Linked DNA regions of Homo sapiens: regions 2 and 3 are each linked to region 1. Evidence: chromatin contacts called from ENCODE Hi-C or POLR2A ChIA-PET data. All regions are on one chromosome and are shown on one strand. Each heading gives the region's core, a stretch centred on a gene start or an enhancer-like site at or near the end of the contact. The rest is flanking DNA. Distances are from core to core; before and after follow the strand shown. Region 1 holds the start of RBBP8 (RB binding protein 8, endonuclease). Region 2 holds the start of TTC39C (tetratricopeptide repeat domain 39C). Region 3 overlaps TTC39C (tetratricopeptide repeat domain 39C).

The links. A loop is a pair of places that touch in the nucleus more often than their neighbours do. ChIA-PET counts read pairs that join two places held with the same protein, here RNA polymerase II (POLR2A). Pooled maps may share reads with other maps.
Region 2: a loop to region 1 is called in a pooled map, with 6 times the contacts of the local background. The contact joins the promoter of TTC39C here to the promoter of RBBP8 in region 1. A Hi-C loop is called at or near these places in 3 of 37 single-sample maps with no recorded cell type and 9 of 50 pooled maps.
Region 3: a map of naive thymus-derived CD4-positive, alpha-beta T cell shows a loop between it and region 1 (7-fold over the local background). The contact joins the enhancer-like site here to the promoter of RBBP8 in region 1. A Hi-C loop is called at or near these places in 1 of 168 maps with a recorded cell type or tissue (naive thymus-derived CD4-positive, alpha-beta T cell). POLR2A ChIA-PET finds 5 or more read pairs at or near these places in 2 of 52 experiments (PC-3 and activated CD4-positive, alpha-beta T cell).

The regions. Positions count from the first base shown.
Region 1 is chr18:22,931,821-22,935,011 of GRCh38, reverse strand. RBBP8 (RB binding protein 8, endonuclease) reads right to left here and starts at 1,684. Exons shown (of 19, transcript NM_002894.3): 1 at 1,448-1,684. RBBP8-AS1 (RBBP8 antisense RNA 1) reads left to right here and starts at 1,248. Exons shown (of 5, transcript NR_198963.1): 1 at 1,248-1,424. It overlaps MIR4741 (microRNA 4741), which reads right to left and starts at 1,663; the gene lies at 1,574-1,663. RefSeq lists enhancers at 891-940, 1,301-1,430, 1,114-1,954 and a silencer at 1,561-1,640.
Region 2 is chr18:24,013,469-24,016,478 of GRCh38, reverse strand. TTC39C (tetratricopeptide repeat domain 39C) reads right to left here and starts at 1,725. Exons shown (of 14, transcript NM_001135993.2): 1 at 1,441-1,725. The coding sequence starts at 1,607. TTC39C-AS1 (TTC39C antisense RNA 1) reads left to right here and starts at 1,019. Exons shown (of 6, transcript NR_110796.1): 1 at 1,019-1,175. RefSeq lists silencers at 1,309-1,488, 1,569-2,488.
Region 3 is chr18:24,074,801-24,077,948 of GRCh38, reverse strand. The region is part of intron 4 of TTC39C (tetratricopeptide repeat domain 39C); the gene reads right to left. Among named protein-coding and RNA genes, the nearest start is that of TTC39C-AS1, 61 kb to the right of the region's middle. RefSeq lists an enhancer at 1,410-1,704. Within about 2 kb of position 1,873, at least 16 of the 41 ENCODE cell types and tissues checked have a DNase peak (open chromatin) inside an H3K27ac peak, as active enhancers do.

The sequences.
Region 1 (3,191 bases), core at 435-2,934:
AACTATAGAATATTAATATTAATATTTGTATTTATATATTATTTAATATATAATTATATATTATAGAATATTTATATTCTACCTAACCTTCAGAAAAACTCTGTAAGACAGCTACTATAATTTCATTTTAGAGTTGGGGGAAGAGGCGTAAGGCAGTAAATGTCCAAGGTCACACAGCTGGGACATGGCTATGTCAGGGATGGAAATCAAGTCATGAGACCAATAACTGTAAAATACCTCTCTGTAGCCCGCATGTTCTCAATCATAGGTGGGAACTGAACAATGAGAACACCTGGACACAGGAAGGGGAACGTCACACACCGGGGCCTGCCGTGGGGTGGGGGGAGGGATAGGATTAGGAGATATACCTAAAGTAAATGACGAGTTAATGGGTGCAGCACACCAACATGGCACATGTATGCATATGTAACAAACCTGCACGTCGTGCATATGTACCCTAGAACTTAAAGTATAAAAAATAATAATAAAATAAAGAAAAAATACCTCTCTGCAGCAAAAAGAAAAAAAAAGAAGACATAAACGATTTCTATTAAGTCAACAGTTTAAAATGAAGGTTTAATTACTTCAATGACCGAAAAAGTATTAACATATTCGTTTAAAGAGTGTAAAATAAGCATCCTTTACGTATCTATCTTCAAGTAAGTGATGTACAGTGCCTTAAAAACAAAACATAAAAACAAAACATTCAACTTGCAAATTCTGGCTCGCAAAACCCTTTCCACCTACCCGCATGCCCGGCACTTTTTGTTAGCATCTCTCTCTGCAATGAACCGTTATTCGAGGCACGACGACAATGTACATTTTTCAATCTCTCAGAACGTCACGTCTTACCTCCCAAGTTGCATTCTGGGCTCAAAGGCCTGTAATTTGTGTGTATTCCTTAGTATAAACCACTACACTGCAGGTGCTCACCAAAATACTCGCTGCCACACCACAGGTATTCTCACACGGGTAAGGCGAGAGGCACATTTCATCACACAGGGGACTTGAACAAACTGCACGGGACATTTCAGGGGTCCTCTTATGGGCGGAGCAGAGCAGCGGGGCAAAGGCTTTCCAGCCAGGTCCCTTCTCCATCCATTTCTCCCCAGGTGCCCGCGCCGGTTCCGCGTGCGGGTCTGGCCAAAAAACCTCCGAAGCGCGCGCGCGAGCCGCAGTCGGCGCATGCGCGGGGCGGGCTTGGCGGCGAAAGGCGCTTCCTCAGCCCGCGCGGGAGACCCAGAAGTAGTACTGAGGTAGCGCTCGTCCTCCCGCCGGTCCACCACCACCGAGTGTAGCCCGGGCCCGGCCTATTTCATCAGACACAACCCCAGAGCCGGGAGCCACCCCTACCCCGGGAGCCCTTCGCCAAGCACGCAGCTCCAGACCAGAAGCAGTCGCTCCGACCCAGAGCTCCGGGTGGGGTAAAGAGATTGCTTTTACTCACCGCCTCCGAGATTGCCTCGGGATTCGCGAAAGCCCCCGAAGGGAAGCGAGCACTTTCTGAGGCTGTGAAAGGACGGCTGCTCGCTTTTCTCTTTCGCCCTTTTCCCTCACCAGAGTGCCAAATCCTCGGTGGGAAAGCCGACCCCTCCGGACAGCCCGCGCTTTAAGGCCGGGGGCTGCCGGCCGGGCTCGGAGGCGGCCGGACCCGCCCCGCCCGGGAGCCCGCGCGACGTCACGCGGGAGTTCCACTTGCGTCACGCCCCTTCCTCCAGCTGCCCATCGCGGCGGCGCACTTCGTGCCCTAGCTGAGGAGCGGGCTCTTCGGTGCGGCCCATCCCGGAGGGCGATGGTTGGGGAGGGGAGCGCTACCTCGGAGCTGCCGGGAGCTACCCGAAGAGTCTGGCGACCGCCACAGCATTTCTGAATTGCGCTGGGGAAAGCTCAAGCCGTTCTGTTGGGGGAGCATCAAGCCCTTGCGGTTCTGTGAAAGTTATCTGTACACTGTGTCTAGCTTAAGCATTTTGCAGGGAAGCATGTGTAGAGTGACCTGTACCGAATGAAGAGTTAAAATTAACTGATGGGGGGTATGGACGCGGATCCGTCTAACATAGTTTTCGGCCTTGTCGCTGTTATCTGCAGTTTAGTGATGTGACCTGACAGGGTTGTGCGGTAACGCCATAGATCAAAACGATCTGTATTTTGCTGAGGTTAAACGGGAAGTTTCTGGCAAATTTGAAACGAGAAGGAATCTCCTTCAGCATTATTTATTGGGACAACATGCTGTTAGATAATTTTTTTTAAAAAGTCCATTTTTCTTGTGGCTGTTCGTTTGAGATTCAAACCGATAGTAGGTATTCCTATTTCTCCTGATTTGTAAAAGAATCGTTTTTAGACCACTAGAAATTCTACAAATGAACAAAATAGACTAGAATCAAATATCTTTTAAACCAGTCCAGTACTTTTGTGTAATTATTCTAAGACCTGGGAAGGGATAATATTAACAGGCTTTAAAAGTTTAGTACTTAGAAATCATAAATACAAAGTGGAAAGGTAATTTTTCCACCTGTCCCACATCTTAAGGGATGAATAAATATAACTTAAAAAGTTAGTATACAGAAGAGGGGTGCTAAACCTTCTATTAGCCTGTTACAGCAACTATCATTCACTTCCCCATTTTATAAGACTTAACTCCACATTTTTAAAAGAAAATGGATGAAATTTTGACTATGTAATTTTTAACGCAAGATAGGAAACATAATTGACAGAGTGAAGCTTTTATGTTTATGACAGAAATAACCTGTAATAAGTTTGTCATTTAACAGAGTATTGAAAGAGCAGTGTGCTGTGGTCTCTACTGTGGTCCAAAGAAAAACTGAGCAGAATGACCCAACCTGTTCCTATGGCCTCTGCCTGTGTCTCACTCTCTAATCCATTTATGCAAGTCAGAAACCAAAGAGTCATCCTTGACACTTTATTCATCCCTAACTTCCATATCCAAGCCATCACGCAGTCCAATTTTACTTACTAAACATGTAAATCCATCCCCTTCTCTCCATCACTACCTCCATAATCCAAGATACTGTTATTTCTTACCTAGTCTACTGCTAGGCTCCTTTCCACATCCACGCTACCAACCACCCCTCCTAAATCTTTGTTTTCACTGGTGTTCAGAAAAAAATTTGAACTTCTATTCTCCATATATATATTTAATTTTAAATTACATACATGTACTGTTGAAAAATGGT
Region 2 (3,010 bases), core at 476-2,975, 1.1 Mb before region 1:
TGACTCTACAACTATCTCCATCCTTCTCTCATACGACACAAACTGGTAGTCTAAAAAAGGAATCATAGCACGGTACAGGAAATATTCACACCTTTTTTCCTGAGGGCTTCTTAAAAACTACAAAAGAGAAATTGTGTGACAAGTAAACCTTTTAAATCCCCCATCAACAGCCTTTGATGAAACTCCATCTTGAAACCAGACCTGTATGCTTTAAAAATGAAATGTTCTAAGTAAAGCGAAGTTGTTTTTACTTTCAGACCAAAGGGGGGAAAAAATCACCGATTTAAAAGTAAAAGGGCTTTAGTGAAAAGTTCACAGTTGTGAGATACTTGCTTCGCCATTAAGAAGGTGGAAGCTCTGCTGGGTAGAAACCACCATTCTCTGAGGTCTGAGACTTTAGGCATTCTCATTCTTACAGACTCTGTCTCCCGGTCACAGTTGTACATTGGTCCTCTCATTCCAACCAAACTACAGGGTCTCCATAGCGTGAAGCATGTGGTCCTTAAACGTGTTGGGGAAAGCTGCTAATCAACGTCCTTAAGGCTCGTCAACAATCAGACGGCAAATCACAAACTTGCTTCCTCAACCCGAGAACAAACACTCCAGGTCCCCAAAGAAATGAAGGTTCCTTCCACTCCCACAGGAAAACTACCAGGTTTCAGTTCTTTCGCTTTATTTTTTAAAAGACAAATAAAAAATTAACTGAACACACGTGTTTTCCTACCATTCTCATACTTTTTAAAAATCCCTCCATTTTCTTCCTTCCTTTATTTACGTTGGAAAAATTCTTAATAAATAACGCCTGCTTGAAAGACATCAGGAACTCATTTTGAGGACTGAGTTTGCAGAAGACAAGGCAGAGAGATGAGTGGGCAGAGTTGAGCTGAAATTTTTAAATTCCTGCACGGCAAAGCAATTGTGCGTATCTGTTTTCAAACAATAAAAGCGTCTGGAATTGCACAATGTTGCAGAGCCATGCGAGGCGCGAGGAGCAGGCAGCCGGAGGGCTCCGTGTCACAAAGGCTGCCGGGGCAGCACGCGAGCCAGAGTCACGACAAGCCCGGGTCCCAGGCTCGCTGCTGCCTCAAATCTCATCCGGTCCCAAAGCCAGCTGCCCTGCAGAGAGGAGCCTACCGGCACCGGGCACGTCTGTGGGAGGGCGAGGCTGGGAGAAAGTGAGAGGGGGACTGCGGGCGCGCGGGGCGGGCGCGCGGCGGGTCCCGGGAGGGAAAGGACAACGGAGCCGGGGGTAGGGGGTGGACGAGGAGATGTGGCAGAGGCGCATTCCCTCTGGCTGATCTTGCCAGGGAGGAGACCTGAGGACCGGAATCGGTGACCGACAGGAGGGGGAGGGGGCTCCCGGGGGCCGCAGGTCGAGGCGCGTGAGCCGGACACGAGGTGCGCGCTGCAGGGTTGGGGAATCGGGGACGCGTGGGTCACCTGTATTGTTTGAAAAGCTGGTCCGACTCCCTGAAGCCGTTGTTGAGCAGCATGTTGATGCCGGCCAGGGCCAGCTCCGCGTCCTGCAGGGGCGCCGCCGCCGCCGCTGCCGCGTCCGAGTCTCCGTCGTCCCGCCGCCGCGGCCGCTGCTGCTCCGAGCCGGCCATGGGCGTGCGAGGCCCTGCGCTGGGCCGAGGCGAGATCGGGAGCAGCTGCTGCGGCCCCGCGCGCGCCCGGAGCCCGGCTCTACCTGCCCGGAGCCAAGCGGAGCCGGGAGGGGAGGGGAGGGGAGGGGAGAAGACGGGAGGGAAGAGGAGGGAAGGACCGCGGAGGGAGGAGCCGCGGCCCGGCTGCGGCGCGGCGTGGGAGGTGGGCGTCCGGCCGCCGCCGCGGGGATTACTCAGCAGCACCCGCCCGCTCCTCTCGCGCCCTCCGAAGCACCCAACTCGCGCGGGCCCCGAAGCGGAATCCGTTTCCGGGTGTCTCTCACCCCGCCAAGCCGGTCCCCGAGCGGCGGCCGCCTCCACTTCCTGCAGCCCCCGCGCCCCGGCCCCTCCCGGGTCCCCAAGCCGCGCCTTCGCCCACCGCCCAGGACTGCTCGGACACACGCACGCGAGACCCGGAGACCCGAGCGCCCCACCCTCCCCCGAAGGGGCCGGACCCAGGAGTCGGGAGGAGGGCAAGGCGCGGAGGGAGAACGAGCGTGCGGATGTGGAAGGAAAGGGAAAGGGAAGGGGAACTCCGCCCGGGCCGCTATGCTAGCGCGCGGCGCTTTGTCCACGAGTAACTGAAACTCCACGAGTAACTGAAACCCCACGCAGCCCGCGCCCGCGACCCCAGACTTCATCCCGACCCTGGGGCCGCCCCCTAGGACCAGGGCAGCCAATTCCCGAGGAGGTGGGCGGCGGGGGCGGGGTCTCTGGCACCTGCCCCGCAGCTCCCCGGAGCCCCGCGCTGCGGGACTGCAAGGCAGAGCCCCTCGGATCCCGGTACCACCCACTCCAGCCCGCCACCAACATTTGCGCAGTGGGGCAGGAGGAGAAATGGAGGCCTATATGCCATGTGCCCAAATATTTAAAAGTTATAAATTCAGCTGCCAAAGTGTGTTCTATTCTCACACTGCCAATTATTCTTGCAAAGCTTTGGCGTTCATATGACCAAATGTCAGCAAAACATCAAAAGTGACTGAATTTAACCATTATCACAGAAGTCTCACTGTTCTGATGATGGGCTGGTGATATCTGGATGCCTAATATTCTAGAGACAAGCAATTCATAAATCATCTTTATGTTTTTTCCACAAATTTATTTTTCTCTAATTTAGCAAAATCCCTTAATGTAGTGTTGCAATCAAGATTATGCTCTAATGCCAAATTGGACAACCTTCCTTGAGTCGCTGTCGTTTTTAGAGTGTAGTTTATTAATTTCAACTTGAAGAAACTTTGCTGAAACATTTATAACAGAATTTTTTTTAAATGAAAGCAATCCTCAGGTTTAGAAATAACTCCTGAATTTTAAACATTATGTCATCCATTATCATGGGACCAATATAATAAGTTATTACAGAAAAA
Region 3 (3,148 bases), core at 624-3,123, 1.1 Mb before region 1:
AAGGGAAGCACTGTAGGAAAAGAAAGCCTGGAGAAAACCTTGAAGCTTCTTTTATACTAACAAAGTGGATTTTTAAGTGTCTGGATTGATCCAGCATGTCCACAAACAAGAAAGATGATGCTCAGTTACAATCCAAAAAGCCAAAGGTTTAACAGAAAAGCAGAAAAAAATAGAAACTAGAATATATATTCTTGAGAGCACAGAGGCAATTGGAATCTAATTGAAAACAAATAATCACTGGCTGCAGATTTTAAACAAATCTGTAAAACCCTAAAAATATCGATTGGCTATTGACTGTTTCTATTATGTGCCTGGCACTGTGCTTGCCACCTGAGGAACGCCAAAGAACTATAAAACATTGTCCAATCCCGCCTAATGCCCACAATAAAATTAGAAAAGAAAATAAACAAAGGAAAAAATAAGCATGCAACTTAACATACATATTTAAATGCTCTATTGGGTCACATACAGAAAGAGTGAAAACAAACAACGCTGAGATGATGAGTGAATTGTTCTTTTTTATCTCCTTTTTCTGTCACTAAATAGTTTTCCATGTAGTAAACACATAAATAAATTAGAGAGTGCAAAATAGTTACTGCAGGATTTCGGAAGAACACTTTACTCCTACCCATTCTTAACTGGAAATTTGGAGGGATAAATTTAACTCCATTTTATCCTGTATTTTCCAGGCTACCTCAGCTTTATTAAAGGAAGTGAAGCTTGCACTAAGGGAAAGGGAACACCCCAGGAGAGAGCAGCAGGAATGCCAGTAGGAAGGAGCAGATGGGCGAGCGGCTTGGAGGCAGAGTGAAGCAGGGGACACACCGGGACAAAAGGGTGCAAGCCCAACAGAGGAGTGAACACCTGCTCCCGGAGAAACGGCATCTCTCAACGTGACGTCGAAGGGACCAGGATTATAGACATGAATGCTAACAATTCTGACCTCAGGTGAGGAGCTACAGAAATGGATGGTAGAACTGGAAACAAACGTTAAGAATCCATCCAATCCTGAGTACGTGGAACTAAATCAATAAAACACAACAGAAACCTCCACGGTGAAAACCCCACTCTTCTAGAATAAGAATACAATGAATTCAATCCGTCTTTAATTTTGTGCCTAAGATGGGTGCCAATGTCTGAAGGCACATGTTAAAGTCTATGGTAACAAGCTGTAAGGTCCTTAATTTGAGCCAAGGAAACAGAACCCAACGTTTTTGACTGAGTCAAAGATGATAAACTGATGTATGTCAAAACAAACTTAATGCTCATGTCGAGAGAGGCCATGTTGCTTTTACTACATTCTGCGTCCAACTTGGCACTGAAACAGGTTCTCGGGACTTGCCCTACTCTCCATCCCACACTCTGTAAAGCAAAAATTCCAGCCACAGCCAGGCCAAGCAGGAGGAGGCAGAGGCTGGGGGAGAATGCAGCACCGAGAACAGGACGCTCTGCACTGTGGCTCCTACAGGGGCCGCTCCAGCAGCTCCATGAGAGGACACAGCAGCTGAGTGCATGTCTTCCCAACAAGCAGAGAACACGCTATTTAAGAGCCATACACCCTGCACAGCCTTTCATCTGGCTGCTCTGAAAGGTCAAGTATGAATCATTCAGCTGTCGTTATCGCTGTGTCTGTGGAGGGAGGTGGAGACAGCAGAAAAACCACAGAGCAGGCCGGGCGCGGTGGCTCATGCCTGTAATCCCAGCACTTTTGGAGGCTGAGGCAGGCAGATCACTTGAGGTCAGGAGTTCAAAACCAGCCTGGCCAACATGGTGAAACCCTGTCTCTACTAAAAAATACAAAAAAATTAGCCGGGCTTGGTGGCAGGTGCCTGTAGTTCCAGCTACTCAGGAGGCTGAGGCAGGAGAATAGCATGAAACCAGGAGGTGGAGGTTGTAGTGACCCAAGATTGTGCCACTGCACTCCAGCCTGGGCAACAGACAATCTGTCCCACCTTATGAGGACCAGGCAACAACTAGCTGAGAGATGGAGGGGGCGAGAGGAAACCCTGCCCCATACGGGGACAGAAGTCTTCCCTGGGAAAGGGCAAGAGCTGCTTGCAAAATGGGAATATCAAGTTACATGAAATTGATCTTGGATAAATTTTGTAATTTTTCAGGGGGACTGTATCTGGTGCAAGCATCTATTAAAGCCTGTCTGTCCAACTGTCCCGGAAGGAGGCTGGTTAACCCATGGCAATTCAGGCTTGCCTTTCTTGTGTCTCAAATAATAGAGGTTTTTTTTTTGTTTTTTTTTTTTTTTTTTTGAGACAAGGTCTCACTTGGATTGCTCAGGCTGCAGTGCAGTGGCACTATCTCACCTTACTGCAGCCCCGACCTCCCAAGCTCAGGTGATTCTTCCACCTCAGCCTCCTGAGTAGCTGGGACTACAGGCACACGCCACCAAGCCTGGCTGATTTTTTGTATTTTTAGTAGAGATGGGTTTTGCCATGTTGCCCAGGCTGGTCTCAAACTCCTAGACTCAAGCAATCCACCCACTTCGGCCTCCCAAAGTGCTAGGAGCCACCGTGCACAGGTGTGAGCCACTGTTCCTGGCCCAAGACTTTGAAGGACAAAAGATGATTTAGTTTTCACCAGTCAGCCCACTGCCTCGTTATCTTCAACCTTCACCAACAGACTTTTTTTTTTTTAATTATACTTTAAGTTCTAGCGTACATGTGCACAATGTGCAGGTTTGTTACGTATGTATACATGTGCCATGTTGGTGTGCTGCACCCATTAACTTGTCATTTACATTAGGTATTTCTCTTAATGCCAACCCTCCCCACTCCCCCCACCCCACGACAGGCCCCGGTGTGTGATGTTCCCCACCCTGTGTCCAAGTGTTCTCATTGTTCAATTCTAACCTATAAGTGAGAACATGCGTGTTTAGTTTTCTGTCCTTACAATAGTTTGCTCAGAATGATGGTTTCCAGCTTCATCCATGTCCCTACAAAGGACATGAACTCATCCTTTTTTATGGCTGCATAGTATTCCATGGTGTATATGTGCCACATTTTCTTTATCCAGTCTATCATTGATGGATATTTGGGTTGGTTCCAAGTCTTTGCTATTGTGAATAGTGCCGCAATAAACATACATGTGCATGTGTCTTTATAGCAGCATGATTTATAATCCTCTGGGTATATAC